Regions from separate parts of the Homo sapiens genome. Here region 2 is linked to region 1. Evidence: chromatin loops called from intact Hi-C (ENCODE). Cell type or tissue: OCI-LY7. All regions are shown on one strand. Region 1 has its middle 63 kb from the start of ZNF385D-AS2. Region 2 has its middle 530 kb from the start of ZNF385D-AS1.

What was found. Hi-C counts contacts between places; a loop is a spot of excess contacts. Peaks named below come from ENCODE experiments on the same cell type or tissue, not always from the same donor. Only the 100,000 strongest peaks of a DNase experiment are listed, where the experiment ranks them.
Region 2: it touches region 1 in a loop (7-fold over the local background); 2 of 110 quality-filtered maps call a loop at or near these places.

Annotation. Positions count from the first base shown.
Region 1 is chr3:21,890,282-21,898,281 of GRCh38, forward strand. It overlaps a transcript of ZNF385D not described here. Among named protein-coding and RNA genes, the nearest start is that of ZNF385D-AS2, 63 kb to the right of the region's middle. In OCI-LY7, CTCF peaks have their summits at 4,390 (motif pointing left) and 4,595; no DNase peak of the experiment used is centred here.
Region 2 is chr3:21,013,659-21,021,658 of GRCh38, forward strand. No RefSeq gene overlaps it. Among named protein-coding and RNA genes, the nearest start is that of ZNF385D-AS1, 530 kb to the right of the region's middle. RefSeq lists an enhancer at 3,445-4,644. In OCI-LY7, CTCF peaks have their summits at 3,636, 3,836 and 4,851; no DNase peak of the experiment used is centred here.

The DNA.
Region 1 (8,000 bases):
AGAAGTGGGAAAGAAAGAATGATGGTAGACTCAGGCAGTATAATAAAAGTTATGGGGCCAGGAGCGGTGGCTCATGCCTGTAATCCCAGCACTTTGGGAGGCCGAGGCGGGCAGATCACCTGAGGTCAGGAGTTTGAGACCAGCCTGGCCAACATGGTGAAACCCCATCTCTACTAAAAATACAAAAATTAGCTGTGCATGGTGGCAGGCCCCTGTAATCCCAGCTACTCAGGAGGCTGAGGCAGGAGAATTGCTGGAACCTGGGAGGCGGAGGTTGCAGTGAGCCAAGATCGCGCCACTGCACTCCAGCCTGGGTGACAGAGTGAGACTCCGTCTCAGAAAAGAAAATAAAAGAGAAGAGAAGAGAAGAGAAAAAAGGTAAGTTACGGTGACACAGACAGGTATGAGAAAAGATGCTATTTTCTTAAGGAAGTAGAGAAATGGCAAAATGGGCAGCTCAAGTATTCAAGAGAAGCAGCAGAAGAATTGCTGATGGGAAGGGGTAATAAAGAGTCAAAAAGATAAATAAGGATTGACTTGCATTATGGAGAAGCCAAAGGAAAACAGACACCATGAACTTTCAGTGGTTTCAAACCACATTGGTTGTACGATTTTTGTTTTTATAATTTTGTTTTTGGTCTCCAACAGTATTTAAGAATTTCAAGGTGGGAGAAGAGAAAGTGAATTTTTAAAGCAGCATGGCAGAAAAGCAAACCCACTTGGAACTGGACTAATACAGGTTTGGATTTTACCTTTGACAATAGTTGTACAGCAAATTTATAGGTTTTCTAGGAAGTTATAATTTCATCATTTGCAAAATGGTTAAAGTAATACTCTATAAGATTTTTATGAAAATAAAAGGATAGAGGGAAAGTGTTTATCTAATTATTGCTTGACACGCAGAAGGTAATCAATAAACAGATATTTCGTTATTGTTATTATTGTTCTGTTTTCATTGTTAAGACTCTCATCGTCAGTATTATCTATCTAATGGATAGAATGAACAAGGAGCTATCCAGGAAGTACACTGAGATCACAGGTAAAAAAAATATAAAAAAATACATTTTGATACCTTAAAGCACAGCTTTCAAGTAATGCGTGACTAGTTCAAATGTCTGCCCAGCCATCCTGACCACACCATTCATTTTTCAACCCCTTATCCTGTTGGTTTTCTGAATGGCCTTATCATTGTCACACACCTCATTATATGGTTATTTGTTTACTATCTTTTTTCCTCAGAGGTAAATGATATAAGACATGGGTTTATTTCTGTTTTACTTGTGTGTATCTGGCAATTAAACTAGAATCCAGCACACAGGAAATAATAAATATTCATTGATGGAATGAATGCTTTGATGTCACAGCAGTGGAAAATGTCCAGTTAATATTCTAACACAAGTGGTTACATTAGTTTGAAATTAGGCTGAGAGGCCTTGACGTTTTCTAACAATCTGAGATACTAATTAATGAGGTGGTAGTCTATTGTCATTATCCCTAAATGGTATATTTTTAAAGTTCTGAAGACACAGTAAGTTTCACTTACTTTTAAATTTATACTAATTCCCCCAATTCAATAATCCATAGGATTTTCTGTCATTGATGTGATTTAGAAAAGTTTCACTCTGTCTGCTTAATAGCTTTTTCAAAGTGAGAACCAAGCTGATCACAAATACTAAATCAAGGAAATATTATCAACAGCAGCAAAGATACTGGTCTCCATGTGTTCATGCAAAATATCCATTTTAATTTAACTGTAGTTTATATGATATTGGTTTGTTTCGAGGGCAACTGAAACTTTTCTTCAAAAATTAACTCCCAATACTTGCTTCGTGGGATAGGAAGCATTCTGAATGAAAATATCACTACAAGCAATGGAAATTAAAACACCTCAAATGAAATCTTATTTTTATAATTGAGATGGAAAAATTTGAATATATAGAATTTAGGTGAAAGGGATGTTTGCCTGAATTTCTCAGCCTCTATAGTGCACAGCTTTGAAAGCGCTACAGTGCCAGGAATATGCTGGCTCAGCACAGAAACCTAGAAGGAGAAATAATAGCAAATGACTGCCTCAGGTTTGCCCAAATAAATTCCTCCAGATATCTCTAAGAATACAACAATCCAGAGAAATCATTTTCAAAGTGTGCTCTTACCCTTAACTCAATTTTGCTCCTCCAAATAGACTTGTTTGTGCTTTGCTCTGATTAGATTTAAAACTATTATTATCATTACTGATTTGGTAAAACTCATTAATGTAAGCATGACTTTTCTCAAAATACACTTGAAGAAATATCAGGATTAAGACTTACTGGTTTCCTACCAAAACAAGTCCTATTTATTTGCAAAGGAGCTAAACATAGGTCTTTAACAGACTTTAAATTTAAATTAAATTTAATTACATTTAAGAGACATTCACTCTCTCCACCAGTTTTTCTACTTCTTTTACCTCAATTGGTCTATAGCCCTCTGAAGTTAATTTCCAAAAACTATTTACTCACGTGCAAGATAACGCCAAGAAATAAGATGCAGATTAGTGATTTTTTAAACCATGCATTGTGGATTGTAAAGTCCACTTGTTTTATATTTTACAAAATGAAATAGAATAGAATAGAATGCAGAATGTCAGAGTAAGTGACATATTGTAAAAATAAGCATTTTTTGGACAATTTCTATTGCGTGTATGTATTTGGTCCTATGTAAAGTGTGATTTTTACAATAAACTCCAATCAGAAAAGCTTGAAAAACATAGGAGAAGAGAAGAAAATAGAATTTAGAGGTAAATAGGACTAGCCTGAATGGTGGCTGTAACACTCCCTGCATGATATCAAGTAAGTCACGTAACCTCTCAGAGCTTTAAGTTTCTCATCTAAAATGGTGAGAATTCCAGGTATTGTTGATGTGGAAGAGTATTGGTAGATTAGAAGCATTGTAGACATAAGGCAGAACAAACTGGATTGTCATCGTACCTCATCCACATCTGCTTTTAGCACAGATACACATCATTCCAAATATGAATTGCACATTTATGGAAGGGAAGGAGGTATGACACAAAATGTAAAACATGGTAAAAAATAATAACAAACAAAAAAGTGCCTTGCACAGACAGCTTATTCTTAAATGGCACTCATGTCATCGAGCTGTTTTACTGCACTGGTCTGTGGTCTGGGAATTAGCACATGAGATATGCAAAGATGAGTCATGATCTCCATAAATAATATTTTAAAAGGCTACTTAACTAGCCTTTATGTGAAATATAAACCTCTAAGCACTTTATTGTGTCCTTAAATAATTTAGCTCATTGAATGTTTTCCCCCTGAACTCATTCAAATCAGTTATCGTTAGAAGTTCATTTGAAATTCTAGCCATGCCAAGACAGAGTACCAACAGTATTCTGAAGGTTGAAAGTTGCATGGAAATTGAGAATTGGCAACAAGGAGAATTTCCCTCTCGTCAAGTCTAGCTATTTTAGAACTCAGAGAATTAAAAAAGAGATATTCCACATTTTATCAAAGCCATGGTTGTAAATTCTAGTTCCCTAATAAGGCAACCATCTCTGCAGACTTTTAATAATATCACTTGAAATTGTATTTAGTTTTTAAATTTTATCTTGCAAACGGAAAATTATTTTCATTGTACAGGTTGTATAGCTCAATTTAAACATAATCATTGCCTTAGATAACTTACAAAAACAACTTTTAACATGTTCAAAACTTTCACCTGGACTTAGGAAGTTCAAAAATATCCAATGATAGAATACTTGTTTCTGTGTCTCGAGGCAGTTAGATACATGTTTTCCATTCCTTAAAACCTCTTAAATTTTTAAACTTGCATAGTCATATATATCAAAACGTATTTTTAAATTGCACTAAGCTAGATAATTTCTGATTTATTTTCCTTTGAACAACATAACAAGAAAAACAACAGTATTACCTCTATAATAATTAAAGTTAAACAAATTGAGACCATTAGGTTAATAATCCACTGTCACAAATACTATCTTAAGAACTAGTATGTTATACTTAGTCAATTCATGTAATATTACCTCTTGGAGAGCACGATTTGTTAAAAAATTAAGATTAAAATATTATATTGGCATAAATGCAAAGAAAAATTTTTGAGCAAATGTTTGAAGCCAAAAACATCCCTGAGTTTTAAACTTTCTAATTCTTTCTGATTTGCTCTTTCCTTTCTTTTGCAATATGATTTATCTTTGTGATGAAAACACACTTTTATTTATTTTCAGCTGAAAGACTAGTTATAGCTATGACTTTACAACAGCAAAGCTCACCTTATTTTGTTTAAAGACCTTCTTTGTAATTATTTATACTTAATATAGTTTGTGAGTTGTAATTATCCTCTAAATTCATGGTATATGGGCTCCCTCCAGTGGCTAAGTTAGCAACCACAGATCTGAAATGTCTATTTTAAATGACTGATATATTTAAGTAATGATCAGCAATGGTTTCAATATTGCTGAGTTTAAATCTTACAAGCAGCAATAAGTTTTAGGTGAGCATATAACTGCAGTGTTACAACCCTTTCAGAAGAAACGTAGAGCTTGACACAATGCCAGACACCATGCCAACCTCTGAAGAGTCAAGATATAAAGTGACCTCTACCAGGAGCTCATGGCAAAGAGAGGACACAGATGTTTATAAACAGCAAAAATCACCACCCAGCAAAACACAGAGAGGTGAGCACAATAATGATGGCATGCATAAAGTGAAGTAGGAATACCACAGAGTAAATAGCAGATAGGCCAGGGAGAGCTACGCAACAGATGGTAAAATAAGAATCTGTGGTGTGGAAAAGAAGACATTCCAAGCAAAGACATGCATGTTCCAAAACCCAGATTAAAAATAGGTTGGTATATATGGAAAATGAGGTATTTCTATTTGACTGATTAGAGTTCACCAGGGTAACTGGTAAGAGCTAAGTATATTCAAAAAGATAGGAGTCAGAACATGGCGGACATGAGATTCCTACAAGTAGCTGGAAGATGCCTTTTTGCTATGGTTGAATCACTGAAATGTGTGGCTTTTTTTTTTTTTTTTTTTTTTTTTTAAGACAGAGTCTCACTCTGTCACCCTGACTGCAGTGTAATGGCGCAGTCTTGGCTCACTGCAACGTCTGCCTCTGGGTTCAAGTGATTCTCCTGCCTCAGCCTCCTGAGAAGCTGGGGACTACAGGCTCATAGCACCATGCCTGGCTAATTTTTTTTTTTTTTTTTTGTATTTTAAGTTGAGATGGGGTTTCACCATGTTGGCCAGGCTGGTCTCAAACCCCTGACCTCAAGTGATCTGCCCACCTCGGCCTCCCAAAGTGCTGGGATTACAGGTATGAGCCACCATGCCTGGCCCACTGAAGTGTTTTTAAACATGAAAGATTTCCCTTTGGGGAAAATAAAGTATAGTGGCAGTATGCAGGACCGGTTGGAGTGGGAAGTGAAACCAAGTTTAGGGGATTCAACTAGGTAATATTTAGGAAAGAGCTAAATGATAAAAGAAAGTGAATAGTAGTTTGCAAGATGGAAATATGCAGGCAGTCAAGGGATGTTAAGATCTTGGACGTATGGCAGGGAAAGGAAAAAGAGTCTATGAAGTCTCCTAGAAGTTTGATTTACATTAAAATCAAAAATTTTGTGTCTAATTTGTAGAACTTTTTAAAATGTCAAATGATGTCACCAAAATTTTTGCGGTTTCGACAATGACAATTATTTTAATTAGAGAAATAGTTACTTGGGCCACATTAAAGTAAAATTTTTGACTTGTGTAAGGAATTCCTCTCTTCGACATTTGGAATTAATGAGGCTCCTGATATATCCCTGCTCCCATGACAATATGACAGTAAGAGAGATGTTGTGACTCTATGTTTCCACTGGCAAGAATGTTAATGGAAACCAGAAAAAAAGAAGCTTGGGATGCCTGTAATTACATCACCTGAACAGTTTACATGATAAACATGTTAAGTTTGAGTAGGAAAGAGCTGACCTTTGGGATCTTTGATGCTTTGGATATATGTCACTCGTGGCTGCCTCAAGTATCTATATTTTAATAGATACTTACCCATGGTGTAGATACCAACTTCCTAAAGGTAAATGAAAAAAACAAAATAAAACAAAAAATTTCTCTGCCTCCCTTAACACTAAGGCACATATATGTGATTTGGGTTCTACAATCAGATATACCTATGGGGTACTTTAATTTTGAACTGAATTATATGGGGGCAAAGAGGTGGGGCCTGGGCCTTTTTTTCCCCCTGGTATATTTTTATGAACAGGGCAGCACGTCCCTCGAACCAACAGCTATAAAAGAGCTTCCTATTTAGGAGGTACTTGATTGTGGTACAAATTGTGTGATTTTAGAGCCAGAAATTACAGTATTATTTTTCTGATGCAATGATGCATGGATATGAGAGACGCAGTAGTTCCTTTTTGGGAGTGTCAGGGGGTGGGAAGGGCTCATGATATGATATCAGAAAATGTTCTTGACATTCGCACTAGGTTCTGTGTTTGTATTTCTCCAATGTGTTCTTAATACTTTTTTTTTTTTTTAAATGCTTAAACTAGACAGAGGTGAGTTTGTTGTCTGCAATGGAGAATTCTGGCCAAGACACAGACTTCTAGAAGTCATTGTAGGCAGCAAAACTTTAAGAAAAAAACTGGGATCATTTTTCTGATGGCTGTGTTTGTAGGCAGTGAGGAATGAGTTACAATTAGAGTATGGAATATTGGTAGTCCTTGAAAGGCAGTCATGAAATAGCTACTGCTGACGTTATCACCCAAGTACACATGAATACAGACCTATTAAAGGCAAGACTTTGGCTGATCAGGTGGAGGCTGCAATAGTCTTGCCCCTTTCGACTCTGCTAGTTTGGAGGGGTTTTTTACTACCTGAGATAAGAATGCTTAGACCAGAGAATACAATAATGGTTCTCTTGAGCCTGCCACATGGCTATTTCAGAATTCTCACATTATTGATAAACAGGCAAGAGGGGGATTAATACATTGCCTGGGTGACTGATATTGATTACTAAGAACTATATAGTAAGAACAATATAATAAGAACATATACCTCAAACACAGGAGATCCAATGTGCTTCTTCTGAGTATCCGTAGTCTCATGACTAGCTGCAAAATCAAGACTGTGGCGGCTATCCTTATTTTATTTTATGCCCCTTACGGCATCATGTATTTATTTAGCTAACTAAATTCTCCTTTTTTCTACTTCCATTTCTCCTTACTATTTTATATAGGGTGTGCTGATTGTGGCTAACTCTCATTTATTTTCTAGGTTTCAGACGATTAAGATGAGACAGTGACTGAGCAAGAGGAGAAACAAACATCAAACAGATTTTTTTTTCCAGGTAAGCTATGAACCATCTGGTGGATTGGATGACATGTTCAGAGAAGGCATCTTGCTTCTCCTCTAGCCCACCCTAGTTGCACAGTGGGTGTATGGGTGCACAAACAGAAATTTTTGATTTAGGATTATATGCGCAGAACTTCATATAGATGCATTCATGTGATCACCATATTAATTTAACCAAGACTGAGACTGGAGTCTTATCTTAGTGTGTATCGAAAAGAAGACAGCTAAAGCCTAATCAATACCCAGCATGGATTTATTATTTTTGTTGTTATTTGTTAGTTTTTAAAAAACTGAACCATCTAGCTTCCACCTTTATATCAACCAAAACTTATTGTTCCTCTTTATCCACCTAGAGGTTTATTTTATAAACATAGAAAGATGACTAAATCATGTGCACTGGGATTGTATTTTTGTATCGTCAAATGTTAGACTAGGAAGTATGTGAATGAAAATGTACAACTTTCCATCCCTCTAGCATTTAAGTATTACTTTTGAGGCCAATTTATTTTAAAACAAAAAAGAAACAATGCACAATAAGGAGATAAAATTACATTTCAGTGATGTTCGATATCACAAAACATTTTATTATCACCGAACAATGAAGACACCTGGGCACATATTCGCTAATAA
Region 2 (8,000 bases), 880 kb before region 1:
CCTTTATTTGATTCTCAGGTTGGTTACTGTTGGTTTATAGCAGAGCTACTGATTTGTAATTTTGTATCCTGACACTTTGCTGAATTCATTTACCAGTTCTGAGAGCTTTTTGCATGAGTCATTAGGGTTTTCTAGGTATATGATCATATTATTAGCAAACAGCAACAAACTAGTTTGACTTCCTCTTTACTGATTTGAATGTCCTTTAATTATTTCTCTTATCTGATTGCTGTGGCTAGGACTTTTAGTACTATGTTGAATAGAAGTGGAGAAAGTGGGCATCCTTGTCTTTTTCCAGTTCTCAGGGTGATTGCTTTCATCTTTTCCCTGTTCAGTATAATGTTGGCTGTGGGTTTGTTGTAAATGGCTTTTATTACCTTAAAATATGTCCTTTCTATGCCAATTTTGCTGAGGTTTTTACTCATAAAGGGATGCTGGATTTTGTCAAATGCTTTTTTTGCATCTATTGAGATGATTGTGATTTTTGTTTTTAATTCTGTTTATGTGGTGTATCACATTTATTGATTTACATATGTTAAACTATCCCTGCATTCCTGGTATGAAACCCACTTGATCATTGTCAATTATCTTTTTGATATGCTGTTGGATTCAGTTAGCAAGTATTTTGGTGATGATTTTTGCATCTATGTTCATCAGCTATATTGATTTGTAGTTTTCTTTTCTTTTTTTTGTTTTTGTTATGTCCTTCCCTGGTTTTGGTATTAGGGTGATACTGGCTTCTTGGAATGATTTAGGGAGGATTCCCTCTTTCTCTATATTTTGGGGTACTGTCAATAAGATTGGTACCAATTCTTCTTTGAATGTCTGATAGAATTAAATTGTCAATCCATTTGATCCTGGACTTGTTTTTGTTGGCAATTATTTTTATTACCATTTCAATCTCACTGCCTGTTACTGGTCTGTTCACAGATTCTATATCTTCCTGGTTTAATCTAGGATGATTGTATATTTCCAGGAATTTATCTATCTCCTCTAGGTTTTCTAGTTTATGTGCATAAAGGTGTTCATAGTAGCCTTGAATGATCTTTTGTATTTCTGTGGTATTATTATCAGTAATAATATCTCCTGTTTCATTTCTAATTGAGTTTATTTGGATCTTCTCTCTTCTTGGTTAACCTCACTAATGGTCTATCAATTTTATTTATCTTCTCAAAGAACCAGCTTTTTGTTTCACTTATCATGTGTATTGTTTCTTTTGTTTGTTTTAATTTCATTTAGTTCTGCTTTGATCTTTGTTATTTCTTTTCTTCTGTTGGGTTTGGATTTGAATTGTTCTTGTTTCTCCTCTTCAGTGAGGTGTGACATTAGATTGCCTACTTGTGTTCTTTCAGACTTTTTGATGTAGGCATTTAGTATTATGAACTTTCCTCTTGGCACCACTTTTGCTGGATCCCAGAGGTTTTGACAGGTGGTGTCTCTATTAGCATTCCGTTCAAATTATTTTTTAATTTTCATCTTGATTTCATTGTTGACTCAACAATTGTTCAGGAGCAGGTTATTTAATTTCCACATATTTGCATGGTTTTGAGGGTTCCTTTTGGAATTGATTTCCAATTTTATTTTACTGTGGTCTGAGAGAGTACTTGCTGTAAATTCTAATTTCTTAAATTTGTTGACACTTGTTTTGTGGACTGTCATAGGATCTATCTTGGCGAATGCTACATGTGCTGATGAATAGAATGTATATTCTGCAGTTGTTGGGTAGAATGTTCTGTAAATATCTGTTAAGTCCATTTGTTCTGGGGTATAGTTAAAGTCTATTGTTTCTTTGTTGGCTTTCTGTCTTGATGACCTGTCTAGTGCTGTTAGTGGAGAATTGAAGTCCGCCACTATTATTGTGTTGTGGTCTACCTAATTTCTTAGATCTAGTAGTAACTGCTTTATAAATTGGGGATTTCCAGTGTTAGGTGCATATATATTTAGGATTGTGACATTTTCCTGTTGGACTAGTCATTTAATCATTATATAGAGTTCATCTTTGTCTTTTTTAACTGCTGTTGCTTTAAAGTTTATTTTCTATGATATATGAATAGCTACTCCTTCTCACTTTTAATCTCCATTTACATGGAATATTTTTTTCCACCCCTTTACCTAAAGTTTATACGAATCCTTATGTGTTAGGTGAGTCTCCTGAAGACAGCAGAAACTTGGTTGATGAATTCTTATCCATTCTGCCATTCTGTACCTTTTAAGTGTGGGTCATTTAGGCCATTTACATTCAATGTTAGTATTGCTATGTGAGGTACTATTCTATTCATCCTGCTATTTGTTGCCTGAATACCTTTTTTATTATTGTGTTATTGTTATATAGGTCCTTGAAACTTATGTTTTAAGGAGATTCTATTTTGGTGTATTTTGAAGATTTGTTTCAAGATTCAGAGCTCCTTTTAGCAGTTCTTGTAGTGTTGGCTTGGTAGTGTTGAATTCTCTCAGTGTTTGTCTGAAAAAGACTTTATCTTTTCTTCATTTATGAAGCTCAGTTTTGCTGAATACAAAATTATTGGCTGATAATTGTTTTGCTTAAGGAGGCTAAAAATAAGACCTCAATTTTTTCTAGCTTGCAGGGTTTCTGCTAAGAAATCTGCTGATAATCTAATAGGCTTTCCTTTTTAGGTTATGTGGTGTTTTTGCCTCACAGCTCTTAAGATTCTTTCCTTTGTCTTGACTTTAGATAAACTGATGGCTATGTGTCTAGACAATGACTTTTTTGCAATAAATTTCCCAAGTGTTCTTTGAGCTTCCTGTTTTTAGATGTCTAGATCTTTAGCAAGACAAGAGAATCTTTCCTTGTTTATTCCCTCAAATGTGCTTTCCAAACTTTAGATTTCTCTTCTTGCTGGAAAACACCAATTATTCTTAGGTTTGGATGTTAAACATAGTCCCAAACTTCTTGAAGGCTTTGTTCATTAAAAATTTATTTTCTTTGCTTTTGAGGGATTGGGTTAATTTGCAAGCTGTGTCTTCAAGCTCTAAGTTTCTTTCTTCTGCTTCTTTGATTCTATTGCTGATACTTTCCAGTACATTTTCATTTCTCTAAGTGTGTCTTTTATTTCCACAAGTTGTGATTGCTTTTTTATTTATGCTATTTCACTGAAGAATTTTCCTTTCATATCCTGTATCATATTTTTGATTTCTTCGAGTTGGACTTCACCGTTCTTTTGTACCTCCATGATTAGCTTAATAATCGACCTTCTGAATTTTTTTTTGACAATTCAGAGATTTCGCCTTGGTTTGGATCCACTGCTGGTGAGCTGCTATGATCTTTTGGGGTGTTAAATAACCTTGTTTTATCATATTGCCAGAATTGTTTTTCTGGTTCCTTCTCATTTGAGTAGACTATGTTAGAGGGAAGATCTAGGATTTAAGGGCTGCTGTTCAGATTCTTTTGTCCCACACAGTGCTCCTTTGATGTGGTGTTCTCCCCCTTCCCCTAGGAATGGGGCTTCTTGAGAGCCCAACCGTAGTGATTGCTTTTGCTCTTCTGGATCTAGCCACTTGGTGGAGCTACTGAGCTCTGGGCTGGTACTGGAGAGTGTCTGCAAAGAGTCCTGTGATGTGATCCATCGTCAGGTCTTTCAGCCATGGATACCAGCACCTGCTCCCGTGGAGGTAGCAAGGGAGTGAAGTGGACTGTGTGAAGGTCCCTGGCTGTGTTTTTGTTTACTGTGCTGGTTTTGTGTTGGTTGGTCTCCAGCCAGGAGGTGGCGCTTTCCAGAGCACATCAGCTGTGGTCCTATACAGAGAATGCAGACTTGCCCTAGGAATACCTGGTTAAGTATTCAGGTTTCTCAAGTGGTGGGAAGGGCCCCATAGGGCTACCAAGAGATTATGACCTTTTCTTCAGCTACCAGGGTGAGTATAGAAAGACTACCAGGTGGGGGCAGGAATAGGCATGTCTGAGCTCAGCCTCTCCTTGGGTGGGGCTTGCTGCGGCTGCTGTGGGGGATGGGGGTGCGATTCCCAGTCCAGTGAAATCATATTCCCTGGAAGATACAGCTGCCTCTGCTGAGTCATACAGGTTACTAGGTAAGTGAGAGACGAGACGCTGGCAGTCATAGGCTTCACCCCACTCCCACATAGCCCGCAGTCCTAAAGATCTGTCTCACTTCCAACTGTACCCGCCCAGTAGTACCAAGTCTATTTCCTAGCAGCTAGTGACCAGGGCTGAGAACTTGCCCCAGAACGTGACCCTTTTCATTGAGAAAGCAAGCCGACTCACGGTTTTTTCAGTGTCTCATGGAGCCTGCAGCGGTGATCCAGTTCCTTGAAAGGGTCTGCGTATTTTCTTGCCTTTCCTGGTATGTTCCTGTGGTAGTTCTTGGAGCAAAAGTTCATGATGTGAGTCTCCACATGCTGCTCTGTCCGTGTGAGCAGGAGCTGCAAGCTAGTCCTGACTCCTATCTGCTCTCTTCCTCTCACTTCTCAAGTACTGTCTTGAACCTCTCATTGCATATCAGGGTGGAAAGCGTATTACTTCTTTCGCTTCTATGTCAATAAACTGTAATGATATCATATCCCCTATCCTTCTTCTCATGTTAAGATGGTGAAATCAGAATCCATGGAAGCATTTCCTCTAGAACTACCTGGCATTGATTTTATTTTAGTTGTCCTTTCTAAGTACTCAGCAGATGTACAAAGTGAAGCAAGCAATAATTCTCTGGACAAGAAAACTGCTGAAGTTCAGCCACATGTCCTTTCTATACCCACTGGTATAACACAGATCCAGTCTTACAGATATGCCGACCTGCTGCTGCTTGAAACAGTTATTTTCTGAGGACTGAGGAGTCTGGGGTTCAATCTCTGTATTTTTATTACTCTTAAGTTCCTGTGGGGGCGTGTTTGTTCCACTTGGTTTTTGAAATTGTAGACTGCTGTGATTTAAGGCAGGGTAAGTTCAGAGTTGTCTTTTAGGAATAAATTATGATTTTGTTGAAGGCTTGCCTTTTCCCTGCACATTTTGTTGGATATACAATAAAACATAAAATAGGACCTTTTCAAAACACAGTAGGGGAAAAAATGACACAGTTGTGCTCTGTCCTCTGAACTTTGGAATCTAAGCAATTGTGGAGGTTAGTTGGCTATTTCTTGGTAAAGCATAGGAATGAAACTTTACGCTTTGTTAGAAGAATGAATGGAAGGACAAAGCTGAAACTGTAGGACGGAAGGACTTAGTTGACCACAGCTGCTTCTAATTCTGTCTCTTCAATGCCTGCCTTCCAGTGGACCACAGGTCCCCCTCTGAACTGATAATGTCTTCACCCTGCATGTTCTTTGGGCTCACTAAAACACGTTGGGTAGAATGGGGACAAACCCATCTTATGTTCACTCAAAATAAACTTGTAGTTTTATAAAGGAATGTTTTAAGAAAAAGAAAATAGAGAAACTAAAGGAAGACAAAATGAAAGAAAACCTAGAAAATAGAGAAACTAAAAGAAAACAAAATGAAAGAAAACCTAGAAAACAGAGAAACTAAAAGAAGACAAAATGAAAGAAAACCTATCCCTTTTCTAAAAGAATAAAGAAAAAATAAACACATGGAGAAAATGGAGGCCGTAGAAATAGATTCATTATTCTCACCAAAGATCAACTTTGTGGCTGTGCCATAGCAGGAACAAACAATTAGTTTCTTCTCTTACTTGAAATTTCTGCATTTACCTCAAACCTCTGTTTATTATGGGCTTTAATCAAGGCTCACTTTAGTTAGTTCAGTTCCTTCTGAAGTTATGTGACCTGAAAGGTAGGTGGTATCCTTGGAGCCTCTATGGTATAAGGAACCTCTCTAACTTGGCTTTGATTAAATCCTGGATTCACTACACTCTATGTGAGTTTTCTAGGTCCCAATTCCATTAACTGTGATAGACTAAAATTCTAAAACCTATCTTGGAAATTATTGTAAGTTATTAATGTCATCTTTATAGTTCTTAGTAGAAGGCCTAGCACAATGTAGAAACTCAAGAAAATGATAGATAATTTGATTCCTATGGTTAATTAGAAGCATCTATATCATCTTACGACTAATGTTTTCCAAGTATCAGTACTTCCTTTTGTTTGAGGTACTCCATGAAAAAAGTCTATAAAGTTCTTCCACAGAGTGAGGTGCACAGTGAGCACTTAGTTCTTTCATTTTCAAGCAGCAGTACCCACTGTTTCCCACCTCAGAGATGCTGAAACCACTACAAACAGTAAAATAATGGCCTTTTACATTGATGAGAACTTATCATAATTTGAAAGAAAAACAAACATATAAAGAGTCATATTGTACATAAATTCTGCTCCCCTCTTCTGGGTTTGTCTACCAGTGTGTTATCTAAACCGCATTTAAATCTCACTTTTCTGTATTCAATTAGCATTGACTATTAAATACTAAGTTATGTAATAAACTATGTGTTACACAATGTTATTTTTAGCTGAATATCAGCTGGGCTGGTCTTGAACCGTAGAGAACAGGGCTAGAAGTAAAAACCCAGGAGATTTGAGATTTTAGAAACAAAGCATAAGTTGAAGCCAAACACGAAGTCTAGAACCAGGCAACAGATAGAAGCCACTAACTTTAGCTGAGCAGATGTCACAGATGTGCAGTGGTCAGGAGAGCAGAAACAGTCACCAGGGAACAGATGACATTAGAAGACAAACAAGTTGTATTAACATAGAAGGAAGTTTATGAGAACTTTAGGGTTGCTGAAATGACCATAAGTCCTAGGGCTTAGATCAGCATTTAGTCTTTTCTACTCCCTAGGTATACAATTATAAACAGATCACTTCACCTCTGTAAATTAAATTTTGCTTACCTATAGAAAGGGAATGGTGTTTATCTTACCCACATTCCAAGTTGCAGGTGATATAATCAATAGTGAAGCACTTGATAAACAATTGAGTACTATGTACATTGTAAGGTAAAGTAGCCTATGGGTTGGATGCCACATGCAGATGTATTTTCTTTGGTCCACATATGGCATCCAACCCATGAGCTATAGAAAATATGGATTTCTGGATTTCTTTGAAACACTGAAAGATCTGGAGCCTCTGGGCCACTGTTACTGGATAATAGCAACAGCCTGAGTGTTTGCATTTATAACCTGTAATAAGAGACGCATGTCTCCTTGCTGCTCAAGTTATAGATCTGACAGCCCAGGATATGATTAATCAGAGCTCAGGGCTCAGGAAGCCATTCTCCACATCTGGCAGAGCCCGACAAAATCTTTGCAATCAGATTAACGAAGCAGTGACATGATGTTCTATTAGTGGGGGCATGGACATGCAAAATCATTATGCAGAACAATTCATTATCATAGCTGACCATGTACAGGGTTTTAGCTGCATGTCGATGTGGCACAGCTCACTGAAGATGCATGGATAAACGCTGTGGCTAAGGCATTGTGAGAGCAATTGGTAGGAGCTAGAAAGCTAGCTCTGAAGCCAAGCTAGAAGAGAAACACAGTTCTGGGATCACCATTCATTTTGCTCTTTCTGGGTCCTTTTATATCTGCTTTAGCAAGGTACCTGCTTTAACAATGTACATTCTTGCATGAATGTTTTCTTTTCTCTTTCAATTCTTCTTCCATCCTGGTGTTTAGGATATCACTGGGGTGGGATAGTGGGAGAGGTGGCAGTTTTATTTTGTTTTTAAGTATATCAGTTCTCCTTTTTGATATCAGCTTTTCTTTTTGAATAGTCCAGGATATACTTGCCTCTCAAGCAGCTTTTTTTTTTCTCAAAGCCAGTTCTTCTTATGCAACAGACTTACTATATCATTCACAGATTGTACCATGAGGGTTCACTTTCTTGCACCTATATTAGGCCACAACCTCTAAGCACAAAGGTCTTTTCATGACTGTTTATTGAAATACCCAGCAAGAATTTTCATCAGACAGAGTTTTAGTCATGCTTTAACTCTGCAACTTATTAAAATGGGAGCACTTTATATAATTTGCTTAACTCTTCTAAGCTTTAGTTCCTTCTTCCTAAAAATAGGAGTTGTA